2 separate regions of the Homo sapiens genome follow, and region 1 is linked to region 2. Evidence: read pairs that join two places in POLR2A ChIA-PET (ENCODE). Cell type or tissue: B cell. All regions are shown on one strand. Links, peaks and the distances in the headings refer to the core of each region. The heading gives the core; the rest is flanking DNA.

Region 1 (7,739 bases), core at 982-5,981, 110 kb before region 2:
TTCTTTCTTTTACTTTAATATTTTCTAAAGTATTAATACTTCCACAAGAAAATTTTAATTACTTATTAGGTATAATGATAATCTCAATTTTTGTAACTCTATTTCCAAAAGAACACAATTCAATCACCTATTTTCAACAGCCAACTTTTCTAAAAAGTCACATTAAGCAATGCCATTTTCCTATGAATTTTTTATTTCTGTGTAATAAAATATGTCCATTTGAAAACATTTACTCATGTGTAACCCATATAATTAAAGTTTAGAGTCCATCAGGTTTTTTAAAGTAAGTTTTTTATGTTTAGTCAAAATGTGTTAATTTCCTTTAAATTATTATACAAAATGGGTCAAGTTGAAAGTAAGACAAATTAATGTAAACTTTTTTCAAGAACTAGTGGGATTAATAACCTTGTAACTATTCTAATACACATCAAACTATACCGATATTGTGAAACTAAGTAGATCTATGTACTTGAATTATGCCGAAAAGCGGTATTACTAAAAAGTATTTACTGAGCTTTTTGAACGTCCATGGATTTGAATTACATTCATTTTTAGCAGTTAATAAAACATAGTACTTAATGAGAACATGTTGAAATCAGAAAATCCTAGTAAAATGTCAACCAGAAACATATGGGACCATATAGTTTTAAATAAAATTTAGCATAACCTTGCAGATTATAAATGTAGCACTGGGATATTAAAATGCATATAAGAACAGAAATAAAAACAATACCCTTTTTAGTTGCTGTTCTTTTAAGCTTCTCACTGTCCTTGCAGGCTCAGAAATGAAGTTTTTATAGTTTTCACATATATTCATCCGAGACTGGGCTACCTGCATTGTTCCCTCGAGAAAAGATTTCCAAACGGGATACATGCTCCTAAATTCAAAGAGGGATAGAAAAGCATTAGGCAGGGAACAGGAAGAAAAAGTTGGCTAACCTTTTGCTCACAGGGCAGCACTGACAGAATAAATGAATGTCTTCTTTAATGTATTTATAATGGCTTATAGGCAATATGTCAGCACACATAACAAGCAACATGGCATATACTCTATTCTTCTTATAGCTCAGCAATAGGGAGTTCTGATTCATTAGTTATTCTTAATAATGGAGTAAAGTGCTACAAGAATTACAAAGCTAACACTATAAAAATTAGTGAATATTTCAGACTCTCCAAGTCTTTTGCTGTCACAGGGCCATAATTATGAATATCAAGTTTTATTACTTCATTAAGTTATTTTCCTAATTTTAGTAATAAGGTAACTGAGGCCCAGAGAGATTTTAGAGTATCACTTTAGGTCATATAAGAAGAAGGTGGCACTACTGAGATACAAGACGAAGATTGGGTACCTGTATATATAGTACATTGTCTTTCAACGACATCATTTTACTCTTATATAAACTGACGCGGCTGGAAAAATATATCATGAACAACTGTTGATGTGCTTGCAAAGTCTATTTTGTCTGACAAAAGAAATCTATAATAGTGTGGCTCTACATCTGTCTCCCTGTTACAACAATGCTTAGCATCACACTGTGCTTTGGATTCATTCCAAGCAAGTGCCATCACCTTTGCTTGATAAATGTGCTCAGCAATCTCAGTCAAGTCAAAGAATTATTAATCCTTTGCTTTTTCTAGCCAACTTCCTCTTCAACCTTCTTTCCTACTTGCTAAATGCCTTAGTCAATTCTAGCATGCTCCTACACTATTTATAAACACAATCGATAATTTATAACAATGGCAATGCTTTATTTTTTAAAATGAGTCCTTAAAGTGAAATTCTGATAGATTATAATATTCATCTCCTGAGATTTCCCTTTTGTGGGAAATCCATATCGATTTTCAACCACAGCAACATGTGGGACTAAATGCTATACAGAATGCTCACTGTGGTCAACAGATGACAGTGTAGAAGCAAGAAAAAGAAAAATTGCCTGGGTCCCTATCTTAGTTAGAAGTAAAGGAAAAAACTTGATAAACTATGGTTTTCAACCATGGAGTCTTACAAATTTGTTCATGTAATATACCAGATGAATCGGTTTAGATGGAAATAGTCATTATTTAGGCAGAGGTGTATCACTATTCCTTTGGAAAGATTCAATGTGTTGCACCAGCAAAAACTGTCAGCATAAAAGCACTGATGAAGTTAAGAGCAGCAAAACGAATGCTCTCCATGGCCTCACTGCATGACAACCAATGGAACTTGCAATGTAAACTCACCACAGGCTCTCCCTCCTAAGCAGTCCCAACAATTGATTTTCTTGAAGAATGTACTGAGAGAAAAATTCAGTACTATGATTTGTAACTATTAATTTATACTTAAAATACATTTTAAAATAATAAAAAAAATGAAAAAGAACCATTATAAATTGTGATAGGAAGAAAGAGAGGAAGGGAGATACCCTTCATCCATGTTCTTCTCTCAGTGTAACACCCTCTTCTCTTTATCCCTTCTCCTAGTTAATAGCTGTTTGCCCTTCCAGTCTCAGTTTAAATGTAACTTCCTTTGGGAAGTCTTTCACCGTCACCACCAAGCCAACCCCCAAACTCAATCAAGTTATTCTTTGTTAGTTGTTCTTGGTTCCAGCACTTTTCTTTTAATTATAAATATTTTAATGTAATTGTTTATTAACATCTGTCCCTCTCACTATAGTGAAAGCTCCATGAAGGCAGGGGTGTATGTCTTGCTATTGCAAGGACCTAGCAAATAAAGAATGGTTACAATAATATATGTTGAAGGAGTAAATAAATGAATGGATGAATGTATTAACTATGAAGACTGTACAATAAAAAGACAAATCCTTTCATTAAAAAGATAGTTTAAAAAGAGACCTTTAGAGTTTAGCAGATTTATAGCAGGGAAACATATCCTGAACACTGATATACCATGAAAAGCACAGAATTCAGTCACCAGTCAGAAGACCTAAGTTCAAGTTCTAGTTTTAACAAAATAATCATAAGTAGCACACTTCACTATACTTTCATTTCCTCAACTGGCAAATGGAGAAATAACAAAAATACCTGCACCACTTACCTCACAGGGCTATTTTAAAAATTAAATGCAAATGATATGAAAATTCATGATACACAGATTCTTTTAAATGAATACATAGTAACAGCAGCAGAATTGTAACAAATAGAAGCACTTCTTGTTAACATAATAGTGGTACTCCCAATGGTAGTGGTGTTTTTCATTCCAATTAAGGAAAAATAATCATAGGTCATAGAGTGATTTTTTTTTTTTTTTTGAGACGGAGTCTTGCTCTGTCGCCCAGGCTGGAGTGCAGTGGCGGGATCTCGGCTCACTGCAAGCTCCACCTCCCGGGTTCACGCCATTCTCCTGCCTCAGCCTCCCAAGTAGCTGGGACTACAGGCGCCCGCCACTACGCCCGGCTAATTTTTTGTATTTTTAGTAGAGACGGGGTTTCACCGTTTTAGCCGGGATGGTCTCGATCTCCTGACCTCGTGATCCGCCCGCCTCGGCCTCCCAAAGTGCTGGGATTACAGGCGTAAAAATTTTATTTCACCAGGTTTCATATGAAGCAATTGTGAAGGATAAGAAAAGTATCAGCCAGCGTGGTGGCTCAAGCCTGTAATCCCAGCACTCTGGGAGGCCAAGGTGGGCAGACTGCCTGAGGTCAGGAGTTCGTGACCAGCCTGGCCAACACGGTGAAATCCCGTCTCTACTGAAAATACAAAAATTAGCCAGGCGTTGTGGCTGGCACCTGTAACCCCACCAGCTACTCAGGAGACTGAGGCAGGAGACTCGCTTGAACTGGAAGGCGGAGGTTGCAGTGAGCCGAGATAGTGCCACTGCACTCCGGCCTGGGCAAGAGAGTAAGACTCCAACTCCAAAAAAAAAAAAAAAAAAAAAAAAAAAGGATATCAAGCATATACGGTACTTTGCCATTCTACATATCACATGGTAAGTACTACGTTATGTATTTTACATTTATCATATCATTTAATCCTCATCGTAATTCTGTAAGATAGGTATTATTCCCATTTTACAGAGGAGAAAATTGAGGCTCAGAAGGTTGTGAAATTTTTCTAAGGCTACTCACCAGGAAATAGCACCTCCATGGTCATAACCTAGATTCTGCCATTACTAATAACTACTGCTTTGCTCCCATCCCAAGTTCAATCTTCTGATTTCTGACTAACACCTCCTGATTCTACTCAAACCCTTTAGAATTCTGACTCTAACAGTTACTCAGTCCTATAAGAACCCACAATCCATTTGGTCCTACCCCCTTTCCATTGTCTCTTGCCCCTCTCATAATCTCCCTTTTCAGTTCATTACCCAGCTTAGGTTTCATGGTCTATCCTTATAATCACTCCCTTATGTATGCCCTTTTTACCCTTGCCTCTTTCTCTTTCCACCTTTATAACCTACAAGCTCCTACCTTGGTTAAATCTAAAACTGTTTACATCACATCAAAGTATATGGCAGAATGTGGCTGGAGAAAAAGATAATTACGTTGCCTGGTAGCATTTTAAATTGATGTCAAATAAATGCTAGTAACCCCTTAGTGCTACCCAGCAAGGGTACTACATTTCCTTAATCCATTCTTCACCCACCCTTCTACACAATTATTTCCCAAGTTCTCTCTTCTCAAACCTCTAATACGACCACACTTTCAGCCAACAGTGGCACTATCAGAAGGCAATGTCCACATGTTCCCACCACATTTGCCAAACTCCTTGTCTCTGCACCCATACATTATGCCAATCCTCCTATTACTTGCACGAACTACCTGTGCTCTGAAGGCCAACTCCTCACATTTACACTATGTTACACAACCTCTCACTCAAGAATATCAATTCAAAAATCTACAATGTCAGTTTTTCCATCTCTACTGGAGCATTCTTATGAGCAAACATGCTATAATATCTCCATTTGAAAAATCTCCATCAAACCTCCATTTCTCACCAGCTGCCACCCTAATGTCTGCTCTCTTTTATAGAAAAACTCCTTGAAAGAATTGTCTAAAATTACTGTTTCTACTTTCTCTCATCTGGGTCTCTCAATTCTATCCAAATCAGACTTTAGTGTCTACCACTCTTCTGAAATTGCTTGCCAAAGTCATCAAAGATCTTCCTATGGCTAGTCCAAATAGTTCAAGTCTTGATTCTATTACTCGACCTATCAGCAACACTGACCTAGTTTATCCTTCTTGAAATGTTTTCTTCACTTGGCTTCCAGGACATCACTCTCCCTTGGTCTACTCCCACCTCACCAGCCATTCTTTAGTCTCCTTTGCCGGTTCCGCTTCATCTCACTGTCCCATAAATACTGGAGTGCCCTCAAGTCAGACCCCAGGCTTCTTCTCTTCTCTAACTACATTCACTCTGTTGAAAATTGTTTTTAAATTTTTATTTTATTTTTATTATTTCTTTTTTGAGATAAGGTCTTGCTCTGCCACTCAGGTGGTAGTGCAGTGGCACAGTCATAGCTGACTGTAGCCTCAAACGCCTGGGCTCAAGCAATCCTCCTACCTCAGCCTCCAAAGTGCTAGAATTTCAGGTGTGAGCCACTGCACCAGGCCTACATTCACTCTTTAGATGATCTCATTCTACAGATGGTTTTAAAGCCATCCGGTCTCATGGCTTTAAAGAGTATCAATATCCTGACTATTCCTAAACTTTTTTTTTTTTTTTTTTTTTAAAGAGGCAGGGTCTTGTTCTGTTGCTCAGGCTGGAGTGCATGGCATGATCACAGCTTACTACAGCCTCGAACCCCTGGACTCAAGTGGTCCTCCCGCCTCAGCCTCCCAAGTAACTGGGCCTACAGGCATGAGCCACTGCATGTGGCTATTTTTTTTTTTAAATAAAAATAGTATCTCACTTTGTTGCTTAATCTGCATCTTGAACTCCTGGCTTTGAGCCATCCTCCTGCCTTAGCCTCCTAAAGTTCTGGGATTACATACATGAACCACTACTCTCAGCCCAATTCCTGAATTTTTAATTCCTGCCCAGACACCTTCCCTAAACCCTAACTGCCTGTTCAACATATCCAACTTGGATATTTAGTAGGCACCTTTACACCTAACATGTACAAAACTAAATTCTTGATTTCCCTAAAATCTGTTCTGGCAATCTATCTATTCCATCTCACTGACAGCAACTCAAACCTTCTAGTAGTTGGCTCAAACCCAAAGCCCTGGAATCATCATTGATTCCTCATTTGTCTATCATATCTGCTCCATCAAGAAATCCTGTTTGCTAGACTTAAAAAATACCATGGAATTTAATTACTGCCAGTCTCCTCCACTGTGACTACCCCGCTTTGAGCCACCCTCACCTTATGCCTAGATTACTGCAACAGTCTCCTACCTGCCCTCTCTGCTTCTGCCTTGTCCCCCAACACCTGTGCTCTGCACATTACAGCAATTGCTGCGCAATCACTTCTTGGCCCTCTGTATTCTCCCTACTATGCTTACTGCTCTTACCGCCAATTGGCATATATGTTTAATTATTCACTTGTTTACTGTTTGTCTTCCCTCATTAGAATGTAGGCTCCATGCAGCAGAAGCTCTGTTTCATTCACTGTTGTATGTTCGGCACAGGGTATGGCATAGCAGGCACTCAATACATATTTACTGGAGGAGGAGAGGAAGGAATGATGGAGCCTAGATTTGAAACCAAATGTGTCTGGCTCCCAAACCTCTGTCTTTTGCTGACACAAGATTGTTCTTAGTCTCAGTAACAATGCTGAACATTAAAAAGGGCCTCTTCATTCTGATATAGTTTATACCAAGACTTATGTATCCTAAGTCCTTTGTACACATCATCTACTATTTTTGTCTCCTATCTTCTGTACCATTATTTTCTTATCATTTTTGTTAAAAGGACTAACCTTTTAAACTAAAATATATGTATCTTACGATTTTATATCACTATTCTAACTGAAAAATACTTGCCATAATAATTAGGTTATAACTAGTAAAATACAAAACCATTCATCCATATACCACCTAAGTTCATGCTGTGAACGATTTCTTTTATGAATATCATATAAGATATCTAGGAAAACCTAGAAAACTTTACCAGAAGAAATTTCTCATTAAGAAATAAATCAAGGCTGGGCACAGTGGCTCACGCATGTAATCCCAGCATTTTGGGAGGCTGAGGCAGAAGGATTGCTTGAGGCCAGGAGTTTGAGATCAGCCTGGGCAATATAACAAAACCTCATCTCTACAAAAAAAATTTTAAAATTAGCCAAGCATGGTGGTAGTGGTGGCTATGCAGGAGGTGATGTGGAAGGATCACTTGGATCCAAGAGTTTGAGGCTACAGTGAGCCACTTCACTCCAGCTTGGGTGCAAAAGTGAGACCCTGTTTTGAAAGAAAGGAAAGAAGAAAGAAAAAAGGGGGGAAAAAGAGAAAGGAAAAGAAAAGAAAGAAATCAAGAAATTCTTAACAAGATCTTAAGTGTGGAAGAGGTCACACAAAGCTACAAATGTGGTAAAACTGCACAGAACTCAATATGCACACACATACACACAAATGAATGTGTATAAAACTAACGAATTCTGAATTAAGTTGGATGACTGTATCAGTATCAATTTCTTGGTTGTGATATTGTACTACAGTTATGCAAGATATTACCACTGGGAGAACTGGGTGGGGAATGTAAGAGCACTCTTTGTATTTATTATTTCTGACGACTATGTGTGGCTACAATTATCTCAAAGTAAAAAGTGTTTAAGATATAACAAACAAAACCACAGGTCTTCC
Region 2 (7,739 bases), core at 946-5,945:
GCCAGTACCATGCTGTTTTGTAGTATAATTTGAAGTCAGGTAATGTGATTCCTCCAATTTTGTTATTTTTGCTCAGGATAGCTTTGGCTAGCTATTCTGGGTCTTTTGTGGTTCCATATATATTTTAGAATTGCTTTTTCTATTTCTGTGAAGAATGTCATTGGTATTTTGATAGGGATTGCATTGAATCTGTAGATTGCTATAGAAACTATGGACATTTTAACAATATTGATTCTCCCAATCCATGAACATGGAATATCTTTCCATTTGTTTGTGTCCTCTTCAATTTCTTTCATCAATGTTTTATAGTTTTCATTGCAGAGATCTTTCACTTCATCAGTTAATTCATAGGCATTTTATTTGTAGCTACTGTAAATGAGATTACTTTCTCAATTTCTTTTTCAGATTGTTCACTGTTGGCATACAGAAATCTTACTGATTTCTGTATGCTAATTTCATATCCTGCAAATTTACTGAATTTAATGGTTTTTTAGTGGGGTCTTTATGTTTCCCCAAATATAAGATCAAATCATCTGCAAACAAGCATAATTTGACTTTTTCCCTTTCCACTTTGGATGCTCTTTCTTTCTCTTGTCTGACTGCTCTTGCTAGGACTTCCAGTAATACACTGAGTAACAGTAGTGACAGTGGGCATCCTTGCCATGTTCCAGATCTTAGAGGAAAGGCTTTCAGTCTTCCCCATTCAGTGTGATACTAGCTGTGGGTCTGTCTTAAATGGCTTTTATTGTGTTGAGGTATGTTCCTTCTATACCCAGTTTATTGAGTTTTTATCATGAAGGAATATTAAATTTTATTAAATGCTTTTTGAGCATCAATTGAAATGATCATATGGTTTTTCATTCTTGATACGATGTATCATACTGACTGATTTGCATATGTTGAACCATCCTTGCATCCCTGGGATATATCTCATTTGATCATGATCAATTTTCCTTTAATGTATTATTGAGTTCAGTTTGCTAGTATTTTGTGGAGGATTTTTGCATCAGTATTCATCAGGAATACTGGTCTGTAGTTTTCTTCTTTTTTTTTTTGATGTGTCTTTGGTCTTTGGTATCAGGGTACTGCTGGCCTCACAGAATGAGTTTAGGAATATTCCCTCCTCCTCTATTTTTCAGAATAGTTTGACAGCAGTGGTATCAGTTCTTCTTTAAGTGTTTGGTGGAATTCTGCAGCAAAGCCATTAGGTCTTGGACTTGGCTTTGCTAGGCGATATTTTATTACGGCTTCAATCCTGTTATTTGTTATTGCTCTGTTCAGGTTTTGGATTTCTTCAAGGTTCAATCTTGATAAGTTGTATGTGTCTATGAATTATGCATTCCTTCTAGATTTTTCAATTTATTGGTATATAGTTGTTCATAGTACCCATGAATAATCTTTTTAATTTTTTCAGTATTAGCTGTAATGTCTCCTTTTTCATCTTTGATTTTGAGTCTTTTCTATTTTTTCCTAAGTCTATCTAATGTTTGTTGATTATCTTTTCACAAAACCAACTTTTCATTTTGTTGGTCTTTTGTATTGTTTTCTTCATTTCAATTTATTTCTGCTCCGATCTTTATTATTTCTTTTATTCTACTAATTGTGGGTTTGGTTTGCTCTTGCTTTGTCAGCTGCATAAGGTACATCATTAGGTTATCTAGCTGAAGATTTTTTTTTCTTGTTTGATGTAGGTACTTATAGCTATGAACTTCCCACTTCGTACTGCTGTCGTTGTATCTCATGGGTTGTTGGTATGTCATGTTTCCATTATCATTTGTTTTAATAAATTTTTCAATTTCCTCCTTAATTTCTTCATTAACCCACTAGTCATTGTGGAGCACATTGTTTAATTTCCATGTGGTTATATAGTTTCCAAAATTATTCTTGTTATTGATTTCTAGTTTTATTCCATTGTGATCAGAGAAGATACATGCTATTATTTCAGGGGTTTTTTTTAATGTTTTAAGACTTGCTTTGTCACCTGACATATGGTCTATGCTTGAGAATGATCCATGTGCTGAGGAAAGGAATGTGTATTCTGGAGCCACTGGATGAAATGTTCTGTAACTACCAGGTCCATTCGGTCTATAGTACAGATTAAGAGTGATGTTTCTTCGCTGATTTTCTGTTTGGAAGATCCTATCTCTCTTTTTAGCTCTAATATTTGCTTTACATATCTGGGTGCTCCAGTATTGGGTACATATATATTTACAACTGTTATATCTTCTTGCTAAATTGACCTCTTTATCATTATACAATGACCTTCTTTGTCTCTTCTAAAAGTTTTTGTCTGATATATGCATAGCTACTCCTGTTCTTTTTTGGCTTCCATTAGCATGGAATATCTTTCTCCATCCTTTTTTTTTTTTTCAGTCTATGTGTGTCTTTATAGGTGAAGTGTGTTTCCTGTAGGCAACAGGTCACTGGATCTTGTTTTTTTCAATCCAGTCAGCCACTCTATGTCTTTTGATTGAAGAGTTTAATCCATTTACATTCAATGTTGTTACTGATAAAGACTTACTCCTGTTATTTTATTTTTGGGTGTGTGGTCATCTCTTCCTTCTTTCCTTCCTTCCTGTCTTCCTTTTAGTGAAGGTGATTTTCTCTGGTGGGGTGTTTTAATTTCTTGCTTTTTATTTTTTGTGTATCTGTTATATGATTTTTGATTTGAGGTTACCACAAGGCTTGCAAATACTACCATAAAACCCAATTATTTTAAACTGATGACAACACTGATTGCATAAACAAACAAGCAAAAAGAAAACTAATAAAAACCTACACTTTTAACTTTGTCCCCCTATTTTTAACTTTTGGTTGTTACTATTTATATCATATTATACTGGATATGTCTTTAAAAGCTGTTGTAGTTAATATTTTTAATTTGTTCATCTTTTAGTCTTTCTACTTAAGAATAACTTATACATCACAATTACAGTGTTATAAAATTGTTTTTCTGTGTACTTACTATTACCAGTGAGTTTTGTACCTTTAGATAATTTCTTATTGCCCATTAATGTCCTTTTCTTTCTGATTAAAGAACTCCCTTTAGCATTTCTTATAGGACAGGTCTGGTGTTGATGAAATTCCCCAGCTTTTGTTTGTCTGGAAAAGCCTTTATTTTTCCTTAATGTTTGAAGGATATTTTCACCAGACATACCACTCTAGGGTAAAAGATTTCCCCTTTGGCACTTTAAACATGTCATGTCACTCTTTCCTGGTCTGTAAGGTTTCCACAGAAAAGTCTGCTGCTGGACATATTGGAGCTCCATTATGTGTTTTTGTTTCTTTTCTCTTGCTGCTTTTAGGATCTGTTCTTTATCCTTGACATTTGGGAGTTTCATTATTAAATGCCTTAAGGTAGTCTTCTTTGGGCTGAATCTGCTTGGTGTTCTATATGCTTCTTATACTTGAATACTGATAGCTTTCCCTAGGTTTGGGAAGTTCTCTGTTGTTATCCCCGTGAATAAACTTTCTACTCTGATCTCTCTCCCTGCCTCCTCTTTAAGGTCAATAACTCTTAGATTTGCCTTTTTGTTGTTGGTGGTGGTGTTGGTGTTGTTGAGACGGTGTCTCGCTCTGTCGCCCAGGCTGGAGTGCAGTGGCATGATCTCAGCTCACTACAACCTCTGCCTCCCAAGTTCAAGCAATTCTCCTGCCTCAGCCTCCTGAGTAGCTGGGGTTACAGGCATACACTATCATGCCTGGCTAACATTTATTTATTTACTTATTTAGTATTTTTAGTAGAGATGGGGTTTCACCATGTTAGCCAAGCTCGTCTTGAACTCCTGACCTCAAATAATCCACCCACCTCGGCCTCCCAAAATGCTGGGATTACAGGCATGAGCCACTGCCCTCGGCCAGATATGCCCTTTTGCAGCTACTTTCTAGATCTGGTAGGCGTGCTTCATTTTTATTCTTTTTTCTTCTGTCTTCTCTGTGCATTTCCAAAGAGTTTATCTTCAAGCTCACTAATTCTTTATTCTGCTTGATAAATTCTGCTGTTAAGAAATTATGATGCATTATTCAACTCCAGAATTTCTGCTTGATTTTTTGTAAGTATTTCAATCTCTTTGCTAAGCTTATCTGATAGAATTCTGAAGTCCTTCTCTGTGTTATCTCGAATTTCTTAGAGTTTCCTCAAAATAGCTATTTCGAATTATCTGTCTGAAAGGTCACATAGCTCTGTTTCTCCAGGACTGTTCCCTGGTACCTTAGTTTGGTTGATCATCATGCTTCCCAAGATGGTCTTTTTTTTTTTTTTTTTTTTTTTTTTTTTTTCTGAGACAAGGTCTCACTCTGTCACCTAGATTGGAGTGCAGTGATGTGATCTTGGCTCACTGCAACCTCTGCATCCTGGGCTTAAGTGATCCTCCCACCTCAGCCTCCTGAGTAGCTGGGACTACAAGCATGTGCCACCACGCCCAGCTAGTTTCTCTATTTTTAGTAGAAACGGGGTTTCGCCATGTTGCCAAGACTTGGCCTTGATGCTTGTGGATATTTGTCGGTGTCCAGGCATTGAAGAGTTTGGTATTTATTGTAGTCGTCATAGTCTGGGCTTGTTTGTACCCGTCCTTCTTGGGAAAGTTTTCCAGGCATTTGAAGAAACACCCATTTGTACCCATCCTTCTTGGGAAAGTTTGTCAGGTATCTGAAGAAACTTGGGTGTTGTAATCTAAGCCACATCTGCATTAGGGGGCACCCCAAGCCCAGTAATGCTATGTTTCTTGAAAACTTGTAGTGGTACTGCCTTAGTGGTCTTGGTTAAGATCCAGAAGAATTCTCTATATTACTAGGCAGAGATTCTTGTTCTCTTTCCTTACTTTCTCACAACACTTGGTCTCTTTGCTCAAGGGCCTAGGGCTCTACAATCAGCAGGTGATAAAGCAAGCTGGGCCTCTGTCCTTCCCTTTAGGGTGGCAATTTCCCCCATACCCCAGGCAGGTCCAGAGATGCCAGTAGCCAGGTACTGGAGTCAAAAACCTTTGAAATCTACTTGATGCTCTATTCTACTGCAGCTAAGCTGGCACTCAAACTATAAGACAAAAGTCCTTCCTATTCTTCCCTTCTCTTTCCACAAGCAGAAGAGCTTCTCCCCAAGGTCATCACCACCCCAGAACCACAGAGGGTACTGCAAGGCTACTGCCAATGTTCACTTCAGGCTCAAGTGCTCTTCAGTCATCTTGTGGTGAATTCTTCCAGACCTGGGACTAACCCTTCAGCGCAGTAGGCTCCCATCTGGCCCAGGGCAGGTCCAGAAACGCTGTCCAAGGGCCAAATCCTGGAATCAGAGGCCCCAAGAGCCTGCTTGGTGCTCTACCCAACTGTGGCCAAGCTGATACCTGAGGTGCAAAACTAAATCTCCTTCACTTTTCCCTCCCCTTTTCTCAAGCAGGAGTTTCTCACTGTAGCCACCATAGCTGGAAATATGCTGGGTCTCACCTGAAGCCAGCACATCACAGAAGCTCACCCAAGACCCACAGCGTACTAACTAGGTATTGCTGCTGGTTCCTCAGGGCCCAAGGGCACTTTAGTCAGCAGGTAAAGAATGCCACCAGGACTGGATCCTTCTCTTCAAGGCAGGAGTTTCCCTTCTGGCCCAGGGTGTGTCTACATATGTCATCCAGAAGCTAGGGCCTGATGACTCCGCCCAGTGCCCTATCCTCCAGTGGTTGAGCTGGTATCCAAGATGTAAGATAAAAGTCCTCTTTACTCTTACCTCTCCTCTTCTCAAGCGGAAGGAGGGGGTCTTTTTTGAAGCTACAAGCTGTGCGCCCAAAACTGAGGGAGGGGTGGCACAAGTACTCCCTCGGACGCCATGGCTGGTGTCTCACTAGGTCATGTGCCCCACCATGTTCACTGGCTCTGAGCCCAGCTCAGCACAAAGACTTGCCTAAGAATTGGAGTCCTAGTGTCTTAGACTGCCTTTCAAGTTTATGTAGGGCCTACAGCAATTTAGCCTGCAGTGGCAAGGCGTGCTGAAATTCAAGTTCCAACAACTGGGCTGGGAGATTCCCCTCTGACTATGGCTGGCCTAAATGCTCCCTCCATGAGTGGTCATTGGCTAAGTTTAGCCCAGTTTTGCTTTCCCCTTCGACAGAACAGCACTGAGTTCAATGGAGGGTCTCAATCACAGCACTCTCCCTCCCTGACATGCAGAATCTCCACACCATGCAGCCAGTGCCAGGGTATGGAAGAGGGGTGGCGTTGGCAATTCAAGACTCTCTTTCCTACCTTCTTCAGTGCCTCTTTTGTATTTTTAGCAGAGATGGGGTTTCACTGTGTTAGCTAGGATAGTCTCGTTCTCCTGACGTTTGGCCTCCCAAAGTGCTGTGAGCCACTGCGCCCGCCCTATCTCACTGTTTTTAAATGAAAACAATCTTATATATCTTTTCCAACTCTATACTTTCGTGTCGTTTTCATGTCTTCTGGCACTGGAGGGTGCATGCATCAAGGTTCTTCAGAGAAACAGAGTGAATAGGGAAGAGAGAAAACACGAGAGAGAAGGCAGATAGCTAGACACAGACAGACATAAAGATATTTATTTTAAGAAATTGGTTCATGCAATTGTAGGAGCTGACAAGTCCAAAATCTGTAGGGCAGGCCATCAGGCTGCCAAACTGAGATAGGAGTTGATGCTGCAGTCTTGAGGCAAAATTTCTTCTTCTTCCAGATACCTCAGTTTTGTTCCTAAGGCCTTTCAACTAATTGTGAGACATATCCACATTATTGAGGGTAGCCTCCTTTACTTAAAGTCAACTGACTGTAGATGTTACCAACATCCACAAAATGCCTTCATGGCAACATGTAGATTAACATTTGATTAAATAGCTGGGTACTACAGCATAAGCAAGTTGATACATAAAAGTAACCATCACAGGGGCACAACTGTGTTATCCACGAGTTTAATGAGAAGACTCTTAAAACATCACCACTAAATATGATGACTGCAGATTTTTAAATAAATATCCTTCTTTTCAGATTGAAGACTTTCCTTTCTATTTCTAGTTTGCTAATAAGAGTTTTTATTCTGATTGGATACTGAATCTTTACTGAGATGATCTTATGGTTCTACTCCTTCAATCTGTTAATGTTAGATTTTCTAATATTAAATTGTCCTTGAAGTTTTTATAAAAACCCAATTTCATTATTACTTAATTTTCTTATATACCACTAGATTCTATTTAGTAAATTTTTGTTGACGATATTTTTACTTATGCTCCTAAGGCAGACTGGCATATAATTTGATTGCTTGTACTGTCCTGTTAGATTGTGGCATCACAGTTATACAAGATTAATAAAATGAGCTGGGTGTTTTTCTCATTCTGTGAAACATTCCATAAAATAAGTATTATCTGACTTGATAAAACTTAATTGCAAAAATGTCTTTTCTGGGCCTAGTGCATTATCAAAAGTCATAATTCCTTCTTTCGTTTTTGTTTTTTTTTCTTTGAGATGGGGTCCCACTACTCTGCCACCCATGCTGGAGTGCAGTTGTGTGGTCATAACTCACTAAAGCCTTTAAATCCTGGGCACAAGCTCCCGCGTCAGCCTCCCAAGTAGCGGGGACTACAGGCATACACCACCATGCCCAGCTAATTGCTTTTTATTTTTATTAGGGACAGGATCTCGCCATGTTGCCCAGGCTAGTCTCGAACTCCTGGCCTCAAGCAATCTCCCAACTTGGCCTCTCAAAGTGCACGGATTACAGGCATGAGCCACAGCGCCTGGCCCATATCTCT

Evidence for each region. Peaks named below come from ENCODE experiments on the same cell type or tissue, not always from the same donor. Only the 100,000 strongest peaks of a DNase experiment are listed, where the experiment ranks them.
Region 1: POLR2A ChIA-PET joins it to region 2 with 12 read pairs; 3 of 35 experiments call an interaction of 5 or more read pairs at or near these places.

Annotation. Positions count from the first base shown.
Region 1 is chr11:73,000,257-73,007,995 of GRCh38, forward strand. It overlaps FCHSD2 (FCH and double SH3 domains 2), which reads right to left. Exons shown (of 20, transcript NM_014824.3): 5 at 734-878. Among named protein-coding and RNA genes, the nearest start is that of FCHSD2, 140 kb to the right of the region's middle. In B cell, for the core only: no CTCF peak of the experiment used is centred there; a DNase peak (open chromatin) is centred at 3,105; H3K4me3 peaks cover 1,086 bases; H3K27ac peaks cover 5,000 bases.
Region 2 is chr11:73,109,107-73,116,845 of GRCh38, forward strand. The region is part of intron 2 of FCHSD2 (FCH and double SH3 domains 2); the gene reads right to left. Among named protein-coding and RNA genes, the nearest start is that of FCHSD2, 29 kb to the right of the region's middle. In B cell, for the core only: no CTCF peak of the experiment used is centred there; no DNase peak of the experiment used is centred there; H3K27ac peaks cover 4,559 bases.